Linked DNA regions of Homo sapiens: region 1 is linked to region 2. A link is a contact called in ENCODE Hi-C or POLR2A ChIA-PET data. All regions are on one chromosome and are shown on one strand. Each heading gives the region's core, a stretch centred on a gene start or an enhancer-like site at or near the end of the contact. The rest is flanking DNA. Distances are from core to core; before and after follow the strand shown.

Region 1 (5,190 bases), core at 2,554-5,053, 140 kb after region 2:
TAATAGAGATGGGGTTTCTCCATTTTGGCCAGGCTGGTCTGGAACTCCTGACCTCAGGTGATCCTCCCACCTCGGCCTCCCAAAGTGCTGTGATTACAGGTATGGCCCACTATAGCCAGTCCCTGATATTTTATATTTTGATGTAGTATAATTTGTCTGCTTTTCCTTTTGTTGCTGTGCTTTTGGTGTCATATCCAGGAAAGCATTGCCAAATCCAATGTTATGAAGTTTTACCCATGGGTTTTCTTCTAGGAATTTTATAGTTTGAGCTCATACATTTAGGTTGTGGTCCATTTTAAGTTAATTATTGTATGTGGTGTAAGGCAATGGTCCAATTTCAATCTTTTGAATGTGGATATCCAGTTTTGCCAACATTATTTGTTGAAAGCAAAAGAGATTCTTAAAGAAAAATTTGATGTCTTATTTTGAGTTCCATTGAAGCAGAGCCTGAGACAACTTATTTACAGATAGTTTATTTGGGAGGTGATCTCAAAAATAGGATGAGAAAAGAATGAGAAAGAGAACAGCATGCAAAAGGATAAAATTTCAGGAAGGTCCATTATGAAGGTCACTGCCACAGGTGACAGGGGCTTAGTTCTGCCAGAATATTTGAGGACTCTCTAGAATGTGTCTCAAATTGGCCCAGCTAAAGACCAGAAAAATGAGGCACTTATGTCCAGTTTCTGTCTCCACTGGTTGACCATTACCCTTGTAGAGTGCTAGCTCTCTGGCACCTCTGAAGGGTATGTGTGTGTGGCGGGAGCGGTGTGGGAGCGTGGAGTGGTCTGCTGTTACTCCAAAGAAGGTTCTTATTTCTGGTACCCACCTGGAGATCCTGTTGATGTGGTTTGGATTTATGTCCCCGCCTAAATCTCATACTGAATTGCAATCTTCAATATTGGAAGAGGGGCCTGGTGGGAGGTGATTGGATCATGGGGGCAGATCTCCCCTTGCTGTTCTTAAGATAGTGAGTGAGTTCTCATGAGATCTGGTTGTTTAAAAGTGTGTAGCACCTCTCCCTTTGCCCTCTTCCTTCTGCTCTGTTCATGTAAGACAAACCTACTTCCCCTTCACCTACTGCCGTGATTGTAAATTTCCTGAGGCCTCCCCAGCCAAGCTTCCTGTGCAGCCTGCACAACTGTGAGCCAATTAAACCTCTTTTCTTTGTAAATTACCCAGGTAGTTCTTCATAGCAATGCAAGAGTAGACTATTACACCCAGCAATGATGCTTCATCTCACAAAGAATTGTTCTCGATAGCTTACACATGAGATGGCAGCCAAGGACTGTGATGTGAACCACTGAAAAGATATGCTATAATTAGTAACCAAGAAATAAACTTCCTGTGCTTCAACATTAAGTAGAGGGACAGCTCTAGGGCCAGGCCTGTGCCTGTGAGCTATTGTAGGGTAAGAAGCAAAACAGTGATATTTGTTAGTTGAGCACCTCTGATATATAAAGATATAGGTAGTAGGTTATAAAATGGGTCACACATTGCTTAAGAAGTTATAGTTTAATAGAGAAGGTATGGCAGCTGTGCACATCAGTCCTCTAAAAGAAATGATCATCGCTGTGCAGGAGATTTGCACGGGAGAGGCACTTTCTAGTAATGGGTGATAAAGGCTTCACCAGAGAGGTCATATACAGACTGGGTCTTGAAAAATGGGATTTATTTATTGATTCATTTATATATATATATATATTGAGACCGAGTCTCACTCTGTCGCCCAGGCTGGAGTGCAGTGACGCGATCTCAGCTCACCGCAACCTCCACCTCCCGGGTTCACGCCATTCTCCTGCCTCAGCCTCCTGAGTAGCTGGGACTACAGGTGCATGCCGCCACGCCCGGCTAATTTTTTGTATTTTTAGTAGAGACGGGGTTTCACCGTGTTAGCCAGGATGGTCTCGATCTCCTGACCTCATGATCCGCCCGCCTCGGCCTCCCAATCAAAAAATATTTTGATTGATTTCCATTTGTGCCAAGCCTTTGTGTGGTGAGCCAATCAGAAATGGTTACTGCCCTCCTTATACTGTAATGGAGACACTCAGACAATGAAGTTATCAAATAAATAAGCAAGATAACAAGGAAACATAATAGAACAATTTGATAGCATGCTGAGGTGGGATGGGGTAAGGGAACTACAGATGGAGTGGTCAATAAATTCTCTAAAACATTTAGAGAAAACATTTGAGCTGAGGCCTGAATGGCAATGAGAAGGCATCAACCCCATAAAATCAGAGGAAACTGTTCCAGGAAGCGTAAGAGAAAATGCAAAGGCCAGAAGCAGGGAAGGGCTGTACACGTTTAAGGAATGGAAAGAAGGCCAGTGATTCTGGAGGGTAAGAGCCAGAGGTGAGAGAAGGGATACAAAATGAGGTAAGATAAATGAACACAGGCCAGGCCACTTAGGACCTGATAGGCATTATAAGGTCTTTGGACTTCATCTATGTGCCAGGAAAGTCACTGAAGAGTTTTAAACAGGGGAGTGACCTAATACGATTTATGTTTTTAAAAGATCATTCTGACTTCTGTGTCAAAAAACAGACCATGCAAGACAACAGTGTAAGCACCAAGCCCAGTTCAGAGACTCTCGGAGATGTTATCTAGATTGGCCCTGGGGATGGCTTGATCCAGGCTGGCGGCAGTAGAGGCCAGATTGGGATTCCGTGTTGCAGATGGACTTGAAGTTTGCTTTGGTTATTGCTTTCCTTATAAGACTCTTTCTCATCTAACATTAACATCCTTTTTCTTTCTTTTTTTTTTTTTTACGCAGAGTCTCACTCTGTCCCCCAGGCTGGAGTGCAGTGGCACAATATTGGCTCACTGTGAACTCCGTCTCCTGGGCTGAAGCGATTCTCATGCCTCAGCCTCCCGAGTAGCTGGGATTACAGGTGCCCACCACCACACCTGGCTAATTTTTGTATTTTTAGTAGAGACGAGGTTTCACCATGTCGGTCAGGCTGGTCCCAAACTCCTGACCTCAAATGATCCACCCGCCTTGGCCTCCCAAAGTGCTGGGATTACAGGCATGAGCCACTGCACGCCCCGTCCAACACCCTTTTTTACTATCATAGCTGGGAGCATGGACAGGGGTGTTAATGTCAGATGAGAAAGTGTCTTATAAGGAAAATAAGCCTTTTTCTCCTTGAATGAAGCTTAAGGTGTCATTGACAATGGCGTAGAACTGGCTTTGAAAGAGATCAAGTGAGGCCAGGCATGGTGGCTCATGCCTGTAATCCCAGCACTTTGGGAGGCCAATGTGGGCAGATCACTTGAGGTCAGGAGTTCGAGACCAGCCTGGCCAATATGGCAAAACCTCGTCTTTACTAAAAATACAAAAATTAGCTGGGCATGGTGGCAGGTGACTGCAGTCCCAGCTGCTCAGGAGGCTGAAGCAAGAGAATTGCTTGAACCCAGGAGGTGGAGGGTGCAGTGAGCCAAGATTGCGCCACTGCACTCCAGTCTGGGCGACAGAGCAAGCAAGACTCTGCCTCAAAAAGAAAACAAAGAAAGAAAAGAAAGCGATCAAGTGAACTCTGAATACTGTGCAAAGGAAACAGACTTAATTCTGTAGATGACAGTGAGTAGTTGAAGATTTTTTTAAACAAAGGAGTAACAGAAACCAAATTCAAAATGGATCAAAATCTAAATGTAAAAGCTCAAACGTCATCACCGGGCTAAAAAAGCACATAGATTTAGGAAGGAGAACAATAACAGTGTGTGTGTGTCTTTAAGCAGAGAGAGTGAGAATAATTTAGACAGCAAAGCCAACAGACTTGTTCTTCAGAAGTTCATTTATTTCTCTGTTTATTGACGTTGCTATGGGGATGCTAAAAGCTAGCCAGGAGGACAGAGAACAGTCGACTGTCTCTGCACTTAATAATCTGATTTTATGTAAGACATCGAGAAAGAATGCAATAACTCAGGCTCTTTGCTTCGAGCATTAAAAGAAACCAGATGAGGCTGAGCTCACATTCTTCTCAGCCATACCAGTCCCCTCCTTAGGTACAGGATTTCAGGCCCAGCTGTCCTGGCACTACCCAGCCTGACATTTGGAGGAACTCACCCTGCATTTTCCTCCTCTTTCCCTTTTACTCCCTCAAACCAGAATATTGCAAACAGCCCGCAAAGTGAAATAAAACCCCAAGGAAATGGAAAAGGAATTCTGCCTATAAAAGGGGCTTTGCAAAGGGAAGCTAGTTCCATTGGTGGACAGAAACTACTCCCTCCCGGAGTATTAGTTGATATGGCCTGGAGCGTGGGTCTTGGAGAAGCTGCAGATTTTTATTTAGATTTGGATTTTTCCACTTTCTTTCAGGAAGTCAGTGTTTGGAAACTGGTGGTCAAGGTATTTTTTTCCCTAATGAGAAACATATTATTTGTGTTTGTTGTTTAGGATAAAACCATTGAAATTTTCACTTTTCTCAGTGTCAGAGTAAGATTGTGGAGTCTAACTGGATTTTTTGATGTGATGAGTGAAAAACAAAAAGAGATCTTTCATTATTCTGGATTCTAAGCCCTGGAATCCTCGATTTTTAATAATATCCTTACTCTTTCCATAAATTTTGAACCTCTTCTATGCGCTGGACACTGTAATAGGTGCTAAGAATATAGTGATGAGTACATGGCCGCTTCCCTAACTACCACAAAAGAGTGCTAATAATGATGGCTAGTATTTAAAAATCTTTGCTACATACAAGTAATTGCGGTTAAATCTGTTACATGCATTGCCTCGCTTAAAACCTCTGGCAATTGGTGAAAGTTAGCATTATCCTAATCTTATAGATGAGGAAGTTGAGGTTTCACTGTCTGGCATGGAGATTGACAGATTATTATGGTATTAGGAGTGGTGTGATTTGAGGAACAAGAAGAGAAGCCACTGACATTCTGAAATAGCCGAGCCTGAATAGTGTGTTCTTTGGGGCTAAGAGTGAGATAAGAAATAAACCACCGGGCACAGTGGCTCACGCCTGTAATCCTAACACTTTGGGAGGCCCAGGTGGGCGGATCACCTGAGGTCAGGAGTTTGAGACCATTTTGGCCAACATGGTGAAACCCTGTCTCTACTAATAATACAAAAATTAGCTAGGCGTGGAGGTGCAAGCCTGTAATCCCAGCTACTCAGGAGGCTGAGGCAGGAGAACTGCTTGAACCGGGAGGCGGAGGTTGCAGTGTGCCGAGATCGCGCCT
Region 2 (4,813 bases), core at 1,449-3,948:
AAATTTAACACTCCTGAATAGCTGTGAAGGACACTCCAACTTGTGTTATCTGTAGGGAGATTAGGGGTCAGAAATAAGCATGTCTCTTACATTCCTTTCTAATTTTCTCACGGGCTCCTGAGTTAGAGTCAATCAGAAGTGGTCTTTGGAAGAAATGTTCCAATACTGCAACCTGGTACTCACATTCTCGTCGCCTTTTAACAATGTTTATTCATGCGTTGTGTGTGCACCTTCATCCCCTGTAACTTACCTCTTCTGGCCTGCTCAGTACATGGCCTTCTGGGCCAGTTATCCCCATTTCCAACATGCGGGTTTGCTCCTGAAATGAAAAAAGAAAATAGTTCTTCAATAAGCTCAAGTGAGATTTGGAAAAATTACGCTGGTATGTTCTGATCTAAAGATCTAAAGAATAAATATGCGTATGTTGAACAGATGTATTAATCCTATATTTGGAGTTGCAATATAGGGTAGACTCAACTAAAAGGATAAAAAGAAAAAACATTCAAGGGTGATTTGTTTTTATTAGAAGAAAGATAGTTGTCTGTTAGACTATTTTTTGTCTATACTGCCCTTCAAGAATCATACCAGGTCACTTATTGTTCATCTCTCTCAGTCTCAGCTGCCTCTGAAACTATACTTGCTTATCTCATTTGTTTATTCACTCATGCTCTTTAAGCCATTTCACTCAACAAAATGTATTGAGCAACTGCTTCCTCCTAGGCTCTGGGTAAGTACCTGCATTAAAGCAATGTTAGCCCCTGACCTCACGGGGCTTATAATTTAGTGCTATGTTTCCCGAAGTGTGGGCCACTCATCACTTACATCAGAATTGCCTGAATTGTTTTTGTAGAAATGCAGATTTCTCACCCATCCTAGCCTAACATATCAGAAGATGTCAGGTTGAATCCTAGAAATGCATATTTTAATAAGCCACTCAGGAGTTTTGATGTTTTAAATCTATGGCTTAAATGAATGGATTCAAAATTTAACGAAACAAAATAGTGCCTCCAAACAGCATTACCTAAGTTAGTGTCTTGGTGAAATTCTGTTTAACCAAGTTGTGGACATGGCAGAAGAAGTGCATGTCCCTTGTGGTTGATGGCAAAATTCCTCAGACTTCTAGCCTCTTTATGGAAGAAGCAGGTAGCTGGGCAGTGAGCACACACACATGAACTGATTGGAACTGGCAGAAATCCCAAGCCACCATTTCTTCAGCGTTACTGGCATTCACTCTGAAATTATTAAGACTGGTCCCTATGAACCTCTGCACCAGCAGTCCTGGCCTAGTGACCTGGGAGTACTCTGGTAATGTGTGAGACACATAGGAAAAATGGTGAATGCAACAAGCCTAGTCTCACTTTGAAACTGTGAGGCATTTAGAAAGGTAAGGATTCTTACCACCTGGAAAAGAACGTTCTGTTTTTTGTTTTTAGTAATAGAAATCTCTAAAAGAGGAGTAGAAAGGAAAATGCACATACTAAAAGCAACCATGAGAAGTGAAATGGTCACTATCTCCAGCTCTACAGAAAACAAAGAAAGGTTACAGGCTTATTTTTCCAGAAAAGCACCTCCACTTTTCATTCTTACCATTCTCACTTATTGAAACTTGAACTGAATTAAATTTCTTCTAAAGTCTAGTGAGTTTCTACTCTAAATTGCCTCCAGTCACACAAGGGTTAAGGTCTCCAACTAAAGAATCTCTGTCTTAGGTGACACTTGTGCTTCTGTCTTGTTTGAGTGCACCAGGATAATGCACAGGACAAAGCTAAGCTCAAGAGGTGGCTTCCAAGCACATTTAAATCACCAGGGGATTATTTTCAAAATACACTTGCCTGAACTCTGCTACTGACTTTTCCTAATTCCAGAATACCTGGAATTAGAAAAATTTGGTGATTCTAATGCACTGTTCAGGCTAGGAAGTCCTATTCTGAAGCCATGATGTCCCTATAGCTGAGAGATTAAGAACAGCAGTAAAGCCCCACTGATGCTACCTTACATGGGGATAGCAGTGGGCCTGTTGTGGCATTCATCACAGCTACAGTTACATCACAGTTTGGGTCATGACACAACTGTAGCTTGGTCCATGAGGAAAGGAACCCTGTCTTTTACATCTTCCCCGTCCAAGGCTTGGCGTATAGTAGATGCTCAACAAATATTTGTTGAACGAATGGCTAAAGATGCTGTCGTCTTAGACTGTTTTGCCAACTTGAAATTCTTGAAAATCATCCTTGTTTGTACCCAAAGGCAAAGATTCCTCTCTCATATACTCACTTTTGAATAAGTGCAGCAAGAAATTCTGAGTATAGCAGCTGCCTTCATTTAAACAATGTGATAAAAATCTTTCTGCTCAAGCTGAATTTAATAAACACACACAATAAACTCATCCAAATGGAAAAATGCCCCTACTCTTTTCCTGACTGAGAACAGATCTTCCCAAGGTAGGGAAATAGCAGCGGGAGGGGAAACCAGAGAAACTTCCACTCTAAGGATTCACAAGAGGAAATAAACTGAGAACGCAGACTTTGGATTGAAGTCCATCTGCCTCCTCAGGGGCTAGAATTAACTGCCAGAGAGTTTGGTTTCCAGGGAAGCTGAAAGCAGGGCTGGGACCTCTGGCTGCTGCCCTGAAAACTTGGATAAAGGGAGGAGTACAGTTCTAATATCACTGGGTTGCCTCCCACGGGACCAAGGCATTTGGGCTCTCTAAAGAAAATGATTTCATTATCTTTGGGTGTGTGGTGGAAGTGGGCGAAAGTGCTGTCAGGGTCCTGACTAATTAGCCTCCTTGGTCATGGTGAGAGGAAACTGTACACTTACCTCACCTCCCCCACCAGCAAGACAACATGGAGAGTCTGAAATCACAACAGCTGGAGCCCTGCATGGCTGGGGTACTGCCTGCCCACAAGCCTGCAGCTGGGCTTGGGAGGCAAGGGATCCCAGATATGCCATCTCTGAGTAAAGATACCCACTGAGGTATATCACCTTAGGGGCAAAGATTTCGTTTTCCTAGTTATTTGCTGTGATCCTTGGGCCAGTGACGTAATCTTTCTGAGCCTGGATGGTCTCATGTATAAAATAGGGAGGATGATAGCATCTTTAAAGGGTTGGGTGAAAATTAAATGAGAATACACCAGAAAATTTACTAGTTCCTGGCACACAGTAGTCAGTGCTCACCAAACGGCACCTGCTATCAGGAAACTAATGGTCCGAGATGAGGGGAGGCCTAGACATTGTTCCTACACCCCTGCTGACCACATTCACCAAGTTCTGGTCAACTTCTAAAATAAAAGCACAGCCCAAGTATTAGTGAGCTATGGAATGCATCTGTTTTGGCTCACTTCAATAGCTACTGCCTGGCACAAAGTGCTCAGGAAATACTCTTTGAAGGAATGAATAACGGTTTCTTGTTGCCAACATTATCAAATGGATGAAGAAAGCTCACTCTTTTTTTTTCGGGCTGTCTCCTCCTAGCAAAGGCCAATCTTGAGATGTTTCTGAGAAACAAAACCCTTCCTAAGACACATCTGTCCATCTATTCCATTAAGCAGCCCAGGAGATGGAGAGATAACTGCTTCCTTCTTCCTTACAAATGATCAATTTGGGCCTTGGGGCCCTCACTTTCGTCACTCTTTCCTCAAGTTTCTCAATATGATTTCTAGGAATCCAGTGAGACCTTTGCTCCTCATGAGACCTAAATTCTCTATTATCTAAGGCTATGAGTTCCACAGACTTGGATCCAATCTCTGGCTTCTGAGAAATGCTGCCTTACGGTCTTTCTTTATGACAGAGAATGTCTTGTAGCTTTGACACATTTTCAGAAGAGAATCAGCAAATGCTCTCCCATTAAATGTTCCAATTTGAAATCCTCCTCTTCCAGGATGCCTTTTCTGATTCTCCAACAATGGCCAGCCCTCTTTCTGTTTTACCTCATCTTCTAGTTTCATTGCTTGTCTACATTCCCCTCTGTTTCTTCCACCTAAATTGTGAGGTACCTTGGAGCAGGTTCTGTCTTTAGCAAGGTACTTATGATGGTGCCTTGCACATATTGAGAGCTCAAGCAGCACTGAAGAAATGAAGAAGAAAATGGAATGCAGACCCAAAGCACGCTCCAGGGAGCTGCACGGTGTTACCTGGGCAATGATATCCCCATTCTCAGCATGAACTTGAGCAATGGCCCCCAGCTCTCCCAGGCAGGTGAAGATCTCATAGAGCTGAAATAGAAATGAGTCTTTGTCACTCTTGCAAGCACTTTTAGCAGCCCCACAGAAGGGCCAATTACCAGAGCCCAAGCTAAAACAGATGGGATAAAGCAGAGGAAATAAGTCACTAGGGCAGAAATATATATTACATAGGCATGACCAAAGAGGAGTGCTAGTCCAAAGAAATCCCAGGAAACTCTGACTATATAAAGAACCTACCATGTTCCCTAGGCTGGCAGAGCAAATATATAATAAAGTACCACCAACTCCTCTCCTCTGCCTCTAGCACACATTTTTAATGGAATTATTTTCCCATTGAGCTGAGAGACAGTCTCAGAATTCTTCTCAACAAATGCTCTAGAAAACCACTACAGCCAGGCCAGAAACAAACACAAAAACTGAAACCCTTATCTCTTAACCTGTGAAGGCAGACATACCTTCACCTCTAAGCAGGAGGCATGGGAATTCATTTCTTGTATTTCCTCTGAAAACATAGCCTCTGTCTAAAGCAAACGCATGTCATGAATTTCTTAGGGGGAGAGTCAGAGGCAAGGCAGTAGGATTATTCCAATCAGCAGAAGGCCCTCCTGGTCCTGCAGGCGAAGAGCCTCACA

The links. A loop is a pair of places that touch in the nucleus more often than their neighbours do. ChIA-PET counts read pairs that join two places held with the same protein, here RNA polymerase II (POLR2A). Pooled maps may share reads with other maps.
Region 1: a loop to region 2 is called in a map of transverse colon, with 2.8 times the contacts of the local background. The contact joins two enhancer-like sites. A Hi-C loop is called at or near these places in 10 of 168 maps with a recorded cell type or tissue (IMR-90, aorta, ascending aorta and 6 more) and 17 of 50 pooled maps. POLR2A ChIA-PET finds 5 or more read pairs at or near these places in 5 of 52 experiments (AG04449, H1, IMR-90 and 2 more).

Annotation. Positions count from the first base shown.
Region 1 is chr5:147,550,553-147,555,742 of GRCh38, forward strand. No RefSeq gene overlaps it. Among named protein-coding and RNA genes, the nearest start is that of JAKMIP2-AS1, 6.8 kb to the right of the region's middle. Within about 2 kb of position 3,804, at least 12 of the 41 ENCODE cell types and tissues checked have a DNase peak (open chromatin) inside an H3K27ac peak, as active enhancers do; they include ascending aorta, where a contact is called at or near this core.
Region 2 is chr5:147,408,478-147,413,290 of GRCh38, forward strand. DPYSL3 (dihydropyrimidinase like 3) reads right to left here. Exons shown (of 14, transcript NM_001197294.2): 6 at 4,131-4,211; 7 at 251-319. Among named protein-coding and RNA genes, the nearest start is that of DPYSL3, 99 kb to the right of the region's middle. RefSeq lists an enhancer at 571-740 and a cis regulatory region at 656. Within about 2 kb of position 2,699, at least 4 of the 41 ENCODE cell types and tissues checked have a DNase peak (open chromatin) inside an H3K27ac peak, as active enhancers do; they include ascending aorta, where a contact is called at or near this core.